Linked DNA regions of Homo sapiens: region 2 is linked to region 1. Evidence: chromatin contacts called from ENCODE POLR2A ChIA-PET data. All regions are on one chromosome and are shown on one strand. The core of a region is the stretch at or near the end of the contact, and the rest is flanking DNA. Distances in the headings are between cores, read along the strand shown. Region 1 overlaps NCOA3 (nuclear receptor coactivator 3). Region 2 has its middle 17 kb from the start of SNORD12.

What was found. ChIA-PET counts read pairs that join two places held with the same protein, here RNA polymerase II (POLR2A).
Region 2: POLR2A ChIA-PET joins it to region 1 with 11 read pairs in activated CD4-positive, alpha-beta T cell. The contact joins two enhancer-like sites. POLR2A ChIA-PET finds 5 or more read pairs at or near these places in 2 of 52 experiments (WTC11 and activated CD4-positive, alpha-beta T cell).

The regions. Positions count from the first base shown.
Region 1 is chr20:47,604,048-47,608,999 of GRCh38, forward strand. All of the region lies in intron 2 of NCOA3 (nuclear receptor coactivator 3), which reads left to right. Among named protein-coding and RNA genes, the nearest start is that of NCOA3, 100 kb to the left of the region's middle. Within about 2 kb of position 3,289, at least 2 of the 41 ENCODE cell types and tissues checked have a DNase peak (open chromatin) inside an H3K27ac peak, as active enhancers do.
Region 2 is chr20:49,295,116-49,300,105 of GRCh38, forward strand. No RefSeq gene overlaps it. Among named protein-coding and RNA genes, the nearest start is that of SNORD12, 17 kb to the left of the region's middle. RefSeq lists enhancers at 1-911, 2,012-2,574. Within about 2 kb of position 2,580, at least 6 of the 41 ENCODE cell types and tissues checked have a DNase peak (open chromatin) inside an H3K27ac peak, as active enhancers do.

The DNA of each region.
Region 1 (4,952 bases), core at 2,039-4,538:
ATCTTTTTTTGTAAACTAGGTTGTAGATCTGTTTGTAGTTAAGAGGCCAAATTCCATTTTTCTTAATTACCTTGATTCTGTCTGTAAATGGTACAGTTCTTGAGGGAGCCATTTTTCGAGAGCCTACCATTTGCCAGACATCACTGAGGTTTTGTTTTACCTGTGGTTTTTAATCCTCTCAACAACTTTGTAAAGGTGATGGATGTGCATTTTAGAGAAGATGAAATTGAGCTTCAGAGATGTAAATTTGGTAAGGTCATGCTGAGCTCAAATCAGCTGTTAAGTCTGTGTTCTTTTCCCCTCTTCACTATGCTTCATTTAAGTTGGATTCGTTGTTTTCTTGTTCACTAATGATGTGTGCTTGTGTGTCCAGTTTAGGAATTAACCTTGTCTATTGATTCTTGGTTTCAGACAAGTATCCCATGTCTGTCTAGAGTTTGGCTGTGGATAATTGATGATACTATCTTTTCAAATTATTTATAATTCGTGAAAGCTTATAGTTCTTTTAACATCCATTTATTCTTCTGTTTCTTTTTATCATTCGTAATGGCTTTCAATTATTATTTTAAAAATCGAGATGGGAGCTTGCTATGTTGCCCAGGCTGGTCTCAAACTCCTGGGCTCAAGTGAGCCTCCCACCTCAGCTTTCCAAAGTGCTGGCAATGTAGGCTTGAGCCACTGTGCCTGGCCAATTCTTTATCTCATTAAGGATCATAAACATTTATTTTAAACCAATTTCAAGATTTTTATTAAGCATTGAATTCATCTTTTGATATTGATGAATTTCTTGACTATCTTCCTTAGTTCAGTTATTTTTTATTTTTATTTATTTTTTTTGAGGTGGGGTCTTGCTCTGTCACTCAGGCTGGAGTGCAGTGGCGAGATCTCGGCTCACTGCAACCTTCACCTCCAAGGTTCAAGTGATTCTCCTGCCCTCAGCCTCCTGAGTAGCTGGGACTACAGGCGCATGCCACTACCCCCGGCCAATCTTTGTATTTTTAGTAGAGACAGTGTTTCACCATGTTGGCCAGGATGGTCTCGATCTCTTGACCTCGTGATCCGCCCGCCTTGGCCTCCCAAAGTGCTGGGATAATAGGCGTGAGCCACCACGCCTGGCCCATTAGTTCACTTTTTAAATACACTTTAGGATTTTAGTTTATGGTTTATATGCTGAGTGGGAAATAATTTTTTTCCCTTTATTTTGGTGTTCTTTTCTGTATGTCTCCCTGCCACCTATACCTCTGTTTTTGTTGCCTTCATACATTTACACCATGCTTTCAGTCTAGATCTAGGATTCTAATTCTGAGATATTATTGCAATGTTGGTGATATGCATTACTTAGGTTTTGTTTGTGTGTGTGTGTGTATGAGACATATATATATTATTATTATGTATATATTACCTTTTATTTATTTAGAGTACCTTTTATTTCCTCTACAACTGCCTGTGGCAGTTTGAAATAATAACTTTAGCTATTGATAATACCTTTTTTCACCTTCCTTTCATGAGTTTTTTGTTTGGTTTCTACCTATGAGATTTTTTCGTTTTACCTGTGAGCCTTGCTTTTGGTTTTCTTATCTTGTGCATGATTTCATTTCCTGACTGCCTTTGCTTGTTTCTTGTCCTGGAGCTCAGTTGGGTTCATGGAGTTATTAATTTATTGCTTTATATTTCCCCTCTGTCATGGTCCACAAATATATTTGTCATGTTTGAGCGTAACTGTGTCTTTTGAAGTTAATACAAAATTCGTATTTTATCTGTCATTATTATATTTGGAGCAATGGGATAAGGTGGTGTTGATTGATAGCAGCATTTCTCTGTTATCCTTTCAGGAAGTCTCCATGTTCTTTTGATCTCACAACATGGCTTGTTTATATAGGCCTGCAGATAGTAGATACTAAAGCATCTGTTTATTTACTTACTTATCTGCTTACTTGCTTTATTTACTTACCACCACCCCTGACTAATTTTTTTGTATTTTGTAGAGACAGTGTCCTGCCACATTGCCCAGGCTGGTCTTGAACTTCTGGCAAGTGACCCTCTACTGTAGCCTCCCAAAGTATTGGGATTATAGGCATGAGCCACTGCTCCTGGCCCTAAAACATTTATTACATGAACGTGGGGTATCTTGGAGAAGCCAGACCCAGTTTCAGGCTCTCAGCCCCAACCTTAATCTAATATAGTGGCTCTCAACGTGTGGTGCGTGGACTCCCGGTAGTCTCTGAGAACCTTTTAAGGGTTCTACATGGTTAAGACTATTCTCATAATAATGCTAATGTGTTATTTGCTATTTTCATCCCGTTGGTGTTTGCACCGATGGTGGAAATGCGGTGATGCATAAAATTGCTGACACCTTACCATGAATTAAGGCAGTGGCGCCAGACTCCGCTCCTAGGTAGACATTGCATTCTTCACTGCCAGGAGCTCATAAAGAAAAAAAAAAATCAGTTTTCCACTGAGGATTGTCCATGATGAAGCAGCAACACTACACCTGGCCCTCATTCCCTTTTTTCCTTAAGTACCTTTCACTGTACCCTTAAGTACTGTCGTTTTAATGTTCTGTGTGATGAGAATGGAAAATGTGCACAAAGACTTCTGCCTGCCAAAGTATGATGGCTGTCTCCGGGAAAAGCACTTGCGCAGTTTGCGTTGTGAACTGAAGTACCCACTTTTTTCATGGAACACCATTTTTACTTGGATGAGTGACAAACCATGGCTATTGAGTCTTGGTTATTTGGAGACTGTCTTCAAATTGAGTGAGGTGAACCTGTCACTACAGGGAAAACATCTGACTGTATTGGTTGACAGTGATAAAATTTGAGCTTCAAGTGAAATTATAAGTAAGTAAACTTGAATCGGCCACCATGAGCATAACAGCCTTTTATTACTTTCCTGATGAGATGGGTGGTGACATTAATGAATGTGGGTTAAAAAAATTGTGTAATGAAATGTACCAGCATTTGAAAGATCTACTTTAACTCAGTGAACCAGTATTATCTAAATGACCCGGTGTTTGATTATACAGTGATGCATGGGTTAAAGATCTGTTCAGAGTGCAAGTTAGATCCAATGCATTTTAATGAGACAGCATGAAAATTCATTTATATGGTTTCAGATTCCACTTTGCAACTGTAGGAGACTAGAATATACCACCCTAAAATATGCCTGTTTGGTGTAAGGATTATTTTGAGAAGCAGACACAGGAGAAGTTCTGAAAACAGAGTAGAAGTTACCCTTTTGTAAGGGAAAATTTATATCTATAAAGGAAATCTCCCTTGTAAGGGTGTCTTCCTCATTACCAGGAAAAGGATGACTCAATCACTAGAAACTTACTAATGGAGAAGGCATAGACTTAAATCTGTATAACAAGCCTTACTGTTGTTTACCATGCTTTTCTTGGTCACCTCTCCATAACTATTGCTCCCTAGCCCCTGTGCCCTTCTTTATTTGTTTCAGCTGAAGATGATATTTAAGTCTGAATTCTAAGCCACCTCTTAGAAATGAAAAGATTTACTCATTTCTCTGGGTATCTCTCATGGATACATGAGATATATTTATTATATTTCTGATTTTCTCTTGTTAATTTGTCTTTTGTTAAGGGGTCTGACCCAACTTAGAACTCAGATAGGGTAGAGGAAAAATTATTTTTTTCTCTCCTATAAAACTCACCTTTAAGAAATTACCAGTTGTTTTAGTGTAATATCAAGAAATATCCATAATTATTTATAAAAGTTTATTAAAATAGTCCTTCCTTTTACAAGTACATGTCTTTGTGAGGCCAGATTTTCTTTATATCCTTAAATCAAGATAACATTGCACCGGATTGAATGCAGAAGTAAATAACTGTTTTCTATTAAGTCAGGTAATTATATGCAAATATATGTTTTTAATTATTTTATAATTCTCATTGTTTCAGAAGTTTTGTTTTTTGCAAAAATTGTTATTTATGTTAATATATGATGGGCTTTAAAAAGTGAATGAGGGCCAGGTATAGTGGCTCATGCCTGTAATCCCAGCACTTTAGGAGGCCAGGCAGGTATATCACCTGAGGTCAGGAGTTTGAGACTAGCCTGGCCAACATGGTGAAACCCTGTCTCTACTAAAAATACAAAAATTAGCCGGGCATGGTGGCGGGCACCTGTAATCCCAACTACTTGGGAGGCTGGGGCAGGAGAATCGCTCGAACTGGGGAGGTGGAGGTTGCAGTGAGTCAAGATTGCGGCATTGCACTCCAGCCCAGCCTGGGTGACAAGAGCAAAACTCCATCTCAAAAAACAAAACAAAACAAATAAACCAAAAAAGTGAATGAGTCCGGCTTGGTGGCTCATGCCTGTAATTCCAACACTTTGTGAGGCCGAGGTGGGAGAATTGCTTGAGCCTAGGAGTTGGAGACCAGCCTGGGAAACATAGCAAGACCTGGTCTGTACTAAAAATTAAAAAAATCAGCTGGGCATGGTGGCACATGCGTGTGGTTCCAGCTACTCGGGAGGCTGAGGTGGGAGGATCACTTCAGACCAGCAGATCGAGGCTACAGTGAGCCGTGATCACACCATTGCACTCCAGCCTGGGTGACAGAGCTGAGACCCTGTCTCCAAAAAAAAAAAAAAAAAAAAGGTGAATGTTTCTTAAGTTTTAATTTCTAATATGGTGAATACTGACATAACCCACATAGCAGAAGTTATTACAGGTTTCCAGTTTTTAAGAGGTAAAGGAATCCTGAGATCAAAAGGCTTGAAATCTAGTGAATTTGGTTGGAACTCTAGAAGCATTTGACTTAAACCTTTCACCTTGTTGTATTTGGTATCTTGTAGCACACCCAGTTCCTGCTACAGCTGCCTCTATTCTGTGCTGCTTAAATACGGAGGAGGTCTGAGCTAACCAATCTGAAGTTTGGCCAATTTCAGGGGCATTTAGTTGTTAACCTGAATCTACTTCTTTTATTAGTAAGAAAC
Region 2 (4,990 bases), core at 1,330-3,829, 1.7 Mb after region 1:
CTTCCGGGTTCAAGCAATCCTCCCACCTCAGCCTCCTGAGTAGCTGTGACTACAGGTGCGTGCTACCACACTCAGCTAATTTTTAAATTTTTTTAGAGATAGGGGTCTCACTATGTTGCTGGAGTTGATCTCAAACTCCTGGTCTCAAGTGATCCTCCTGCCTCACCCTCCGAAAGTGCTTTTTAAAAATGTTAAAAACAAACATAGGCTCTGGAGCTAGACTTGGGTTTAAATCCCGGCTCTGTTATGTATTAGCCATTGGCTCAATCTTCTTTTTCTTTTCCTAGATTTTGCCTGCCTGAGCTCCTCTAGTAGTGGCCACAATTGCCAGAGAAGATAGAGCAGGTCTCTCCCAGGACTTGCAGCTCCAGCCTGTGTCTGCAAGGGGTGTTGTAGCGACTGATTTCTCCAGCCCATGGCAAGAGGCCTTCATCTTGTGCCTGGAAAGAGGGAAGTACAAGTCCGTCTGGCAGAGATGGTGCAGATGGGCAAGTTTTTCAGACACTGCAGCCAGCACTTCTGGGACCGCAGCAGTGGAGCCTGCAGAGGGCCGGTTCTCCAGGCATGGGCTACTGACATTGTCACTTCCAGACTCCTTATGCAATAAACAACCCCTAAACAGATTTATTCACAATTTCTCCATCCTAACAAGTCAGTGATCAGTTTTCACTTTTCCACATTCCCTTCTGTCCCCATTATGTTCCCATAGTGGGGCAGCTTCTACCTGCATGGTTGGAGCTTCCCATTTTTAAAGAGGCAAGAAATCCTTTAAAGTTCTTTGAAATGTTTGTAGCCTGTTCCAATTTTATAAACTGTGAAGACTGAGCAACACACAATGCATGGGCCTCATATGGCCTGGAGGCCACCAGTTGGAGACCTCTGTAGCTTGAGCTGTGTCCCTTTCAGCACTGTTCTTGTCATTCCTGAGCTGGGATGCCCCCTGAAACATAGGATGCTCAGTTAAATTTGAATTTCTTTTTTTTTTTCCTTGAAATGGAGTGTCGCTCTGTCGCCAGGCTGGAGTGCTGTGGCGTGATCTCAGCTCACTGCAACCTCCACCTCCCTAGTTCAAGTGATTCTCCTGCCTCAGCCTCCCGAGTAGCTGGGATTACAGGCATGCACCACCACACCCAGCTAATTTTTGTATTTTTAGTAGAGACAGAGTTTCACCATGTTGGCCAGGATGGTCTTGATCTCCTAACCTCATGATCTGCCCGCCTCGGCCTCCCAAAGTGCTGTGATTACAGGTGTGAACCACTGCGCCCGGCCGATGGCAATCATTCTTTAAGATGCAGCCTCCGTGGACCTCGTACCTTCTCAGTAATTTCCATATTCTTTGCTGACTTGGGTTTTTCCTCCAAAATTGTCTGGGATAAATTGAGGTTTGTGGAGTTTCCTGATGGCTAGTTTCCAAACTGGCTTCAAAGCCTGGGCTTGTGGAATTGGCTGGGTCTGCGGCCAGCCTAACCCATCCTTCGGTCACAGTCTCCCATGGTCCTGATATTAATTCATCACAGGTCTGTTTAGAAGGTGGCAGAAACAGACGGTCTTGGGCTTATTTATATCTGTGGCTTTTTTTAAAAGACAGAAAAGGAGAAATCTGGATCCTTTCCTTGTCAGCCTCCTTTAACTAAATGGTCTTTTGCTAAAATAGACTGGCCCCACTGTGTGGGTAGGAAGGGTTGAGATGGGAGTGGGCCAAGTGAGTGAGAACTTTTTTTTTTTGCCTTGATGTTAAAATGGCAGCATGTGCAGTCTTCTGCCTCTGCCCAGGTTGACCTGATGTTTTTACAGGGAGAGAGGCTGCTTGTTGAGTGTGGTGGTATTTATCATAGTGTATGTTAGGCTGCCTCAAACATCCCTCGCTGTCGTACCTTTCAGCCAACTCTAATGTACCTCTCTCAGCCTGATTTCTCCCCACTTGAGTTATAATAACAACAACTGCCTTTTAAAAAATTTCCTACTGGGCTTCATGCTAGGTACTTTCCACGTTTTATTTTTATTTATTTATTTTTTGAGACAGAGTCTCACTCTGTCACCCACGCTGGAGTGCAGTGGTGTGATCGCAGCTCACTGCAGCCTCAAACTCCTGGGCTCAAGCGAGCCTCCTGCCTCAGCCTCCCGAATAGCTGGGACTACAGGTTTGTGCTACTGTGCCCGGCTAATTTTTCTATTTTTTTGTAGAGACAGTGTCTCCCTTTGTTTCCCAGGCTGATCTCTCCTGGGCTCAAGCGATCCTCCTGCCTCAACCTCCCAAAGTATTGGGATTACTGGTGTGAGCCACCATTATATGTTTTAAATAATTTATTCCTCACCTCAAGTGAGTGAGGTAACATCCCAGTTTTACAGACAAGGAAACAGATTGGGCAGGGGAAGTGACTTGCCTCAGATGCACAATAAATGGCTCTGCCAGTGTCTTCCTTAGCGCCTCCGATCCCCTTCTCACCCTTGTCCTCTCTGCTCCTCTCTGCTCAATGCTCCTGGGAGCGTGAACTGCATTAATGGCTCCTTGTCTGGTGGCCTCAAGGTTCCCCAGGAGGCAGGGAGGGTGAGGCTGAGATGTGTGCTCCCCTAAGGCACATGCCTCAGCCTGGCTGCCTCTGTCTAAGGCCACAGCCCCTCAAGTGCTTCCCCACCTGACTTTCTGGGCTCTGGTAACCGCTTCCTGCCTGCCCCATCAGGTGTAGGGGGTGCTTCATGGGTCAACATTAGCTTATGTGGTTTCCTTATATCCTGGGCGCACCTTTGTTAGTCTCAAATTACATTCTGCTTGAACTATTCTCTATCCAGTGGGTTGTGACTATCTAGAGGCAGAGTTGGGATTTGAACCCCAAGACTTCAAAATAAGCTCTGTGCAAATGGCCTCCCAGAGCTGCCTGCTGGTTTCTTCTGCGAGGCCTGGCTTCTCCATTTTGGCTTGGACCATGGCCTGCTGTCATTTCCACAACAGTTGCAGGAAGTTGCCAAATGCGTTTTCTGTGACTGCCAGGCTGGTGACCCTGTTAAAAACAAAGCAACAACAAAAAAAGCAATTTCTTCAATTAAAATTACAAAACAGAAAAAAAAAAAGATGTCACACTTGGGGGAAGCTGGTTGAAGTGTACTTGATATTCTACATACTATTTTCGCAGTTCTCTGTGAATCAATAGTTATTTCCAAATAAAATGTTAAAAAAAACTTTATTACTAAATCAGAAAAAAACAACAACAAACAACAACAAAAACCAAAGCAGAATATGTGGTGCACTGTTGAGGGAAGTACAGAAGGATAAAAACAAGAAAATACTGACACAACTCAGACTCCACTGTTGAACCTTATTTTATTTTATATACTTCTAGGTCTTTTTTTTTTTTTTTTTTGAGAAGAGTCTCAGCTCACTGCAACCTCTGCCTCCCAGGTTCAAGCGATTCTCCTGCCTCAGCCTCCCGAGTAGCTGGGATTACAGGTGCCTGCCACCATGCCTGGCTAATTTTTGTATTTTTAGTAGAGACGGGGTTTCACCATGTTGTGCAGGCTGGTCTCGAACTCCTGATTCAGGTGATTCGCCCGCCTCGGCCTCCCAAAGTGCTGGGATTACAGGTGTGAGCCACTGCGTCAGGCCACTTCTAGGTCTTTTTCTACATGTTTATATATACACTGTATGTATTCTTTACCAAAGTGGGATCATACCATAATGCTGTTTTTTTTTTGTTTTGTTTTGTTTTTTGTTTTTGTTTTTAAGACAGTCTTACTCTGTTTCCCAGGCTGGAATGCAGTGGTGTGATCTCGGCTCACTGCAATCTCTGCCTCCCAGGTTCAAGTGATTCTCCTGCCTCAGCCTCCCGAGTAGTTGGGACTACAGGTGCCCACCACCACGCCCAGCTAATTTTTGTATTTTTGGTAGGGACGGGGTTTTGCTGTGTTGGCCACACTGGTCTCGAATTCCCAACCTCATGTGATCCACCTGCCTTGGCCTCCCAAAGTGCTGGGATTCTAGGTGTAAGCCACCACGCCCGGCCTATAGTGCTGTTTTGTAACCTCTGTCAGTTAACCATCTCCATTTTTTCACATCAATAAATTTCCCATTTGTCCACAAAAGTCCTGTACAGCTGGCAGAGGATATGTGTGACTGGAGGCCATTAGGTCCTTCAGGTTCTTCCAGCCTAGCACCACCCTTTCTTCCCCTTTACCATAGGGGCTTGTCCTAGAGAACGTCTCACCTTCTGGATTCATCTGAGTGTTGCCTTCTGGGGGTGTCACTTCATTTGTTCCTCTGTATCCTGCATCCCCTGTAAATTGGAGAGTCAATCTAAAGTTTTGATAAGATCAAGTTAAATATTTTGGCAAGAAAGCGTCATACATGATGATGCTGGGCACATCAGGTGACATCACATTTTATATTTAATGGACAAATAAAAGTTGTATATATTTACTGTGTACAACACGATGTTTTGGAATATGTATATGTTGTGGAATGGCTAAATCAAGCTAATTAAAATATGCATTACTTCACTTTTTTTTTTTTTAAGAGACAGAGTTTTGCTCTCGTTACCCAGGCTGGAGTACAGTGGCATGATCTCGGCTCACTGCATCCTCTGCCTCCAGGGTTCAAGCGATTCTTCTGCTTCAGCCTCCCAAGTAGGTGGGATTACATCTGCCACCATGCCCGGTTAATTTTTTGTATTTAGTAGAGACGGGTTTCACCATTTTGCTCAGGCTGGTCTCAAACTCCTGACTTCAGGTGATCTGCCCCCCTCGGCCTCCCAAAGTGCTGTGATTGCAGGCATGATACTTCACTTATTTTTTGTGATAAGAACACAAAATCTCTTGAGCAATTTTTAAGTACACAGTATATTCTTATTGACTATAGTCACCATGATGTACAATAGAGCTCTTGAAGTTATTCCTCTTGTTTAACTGGAAATTTGTACCCTTTGATCAATATCTCCTGAAAACAATTTTCTCTGCTTCTCTCTTATGACTTTGACTTATATGTGTAGATGCCACATAG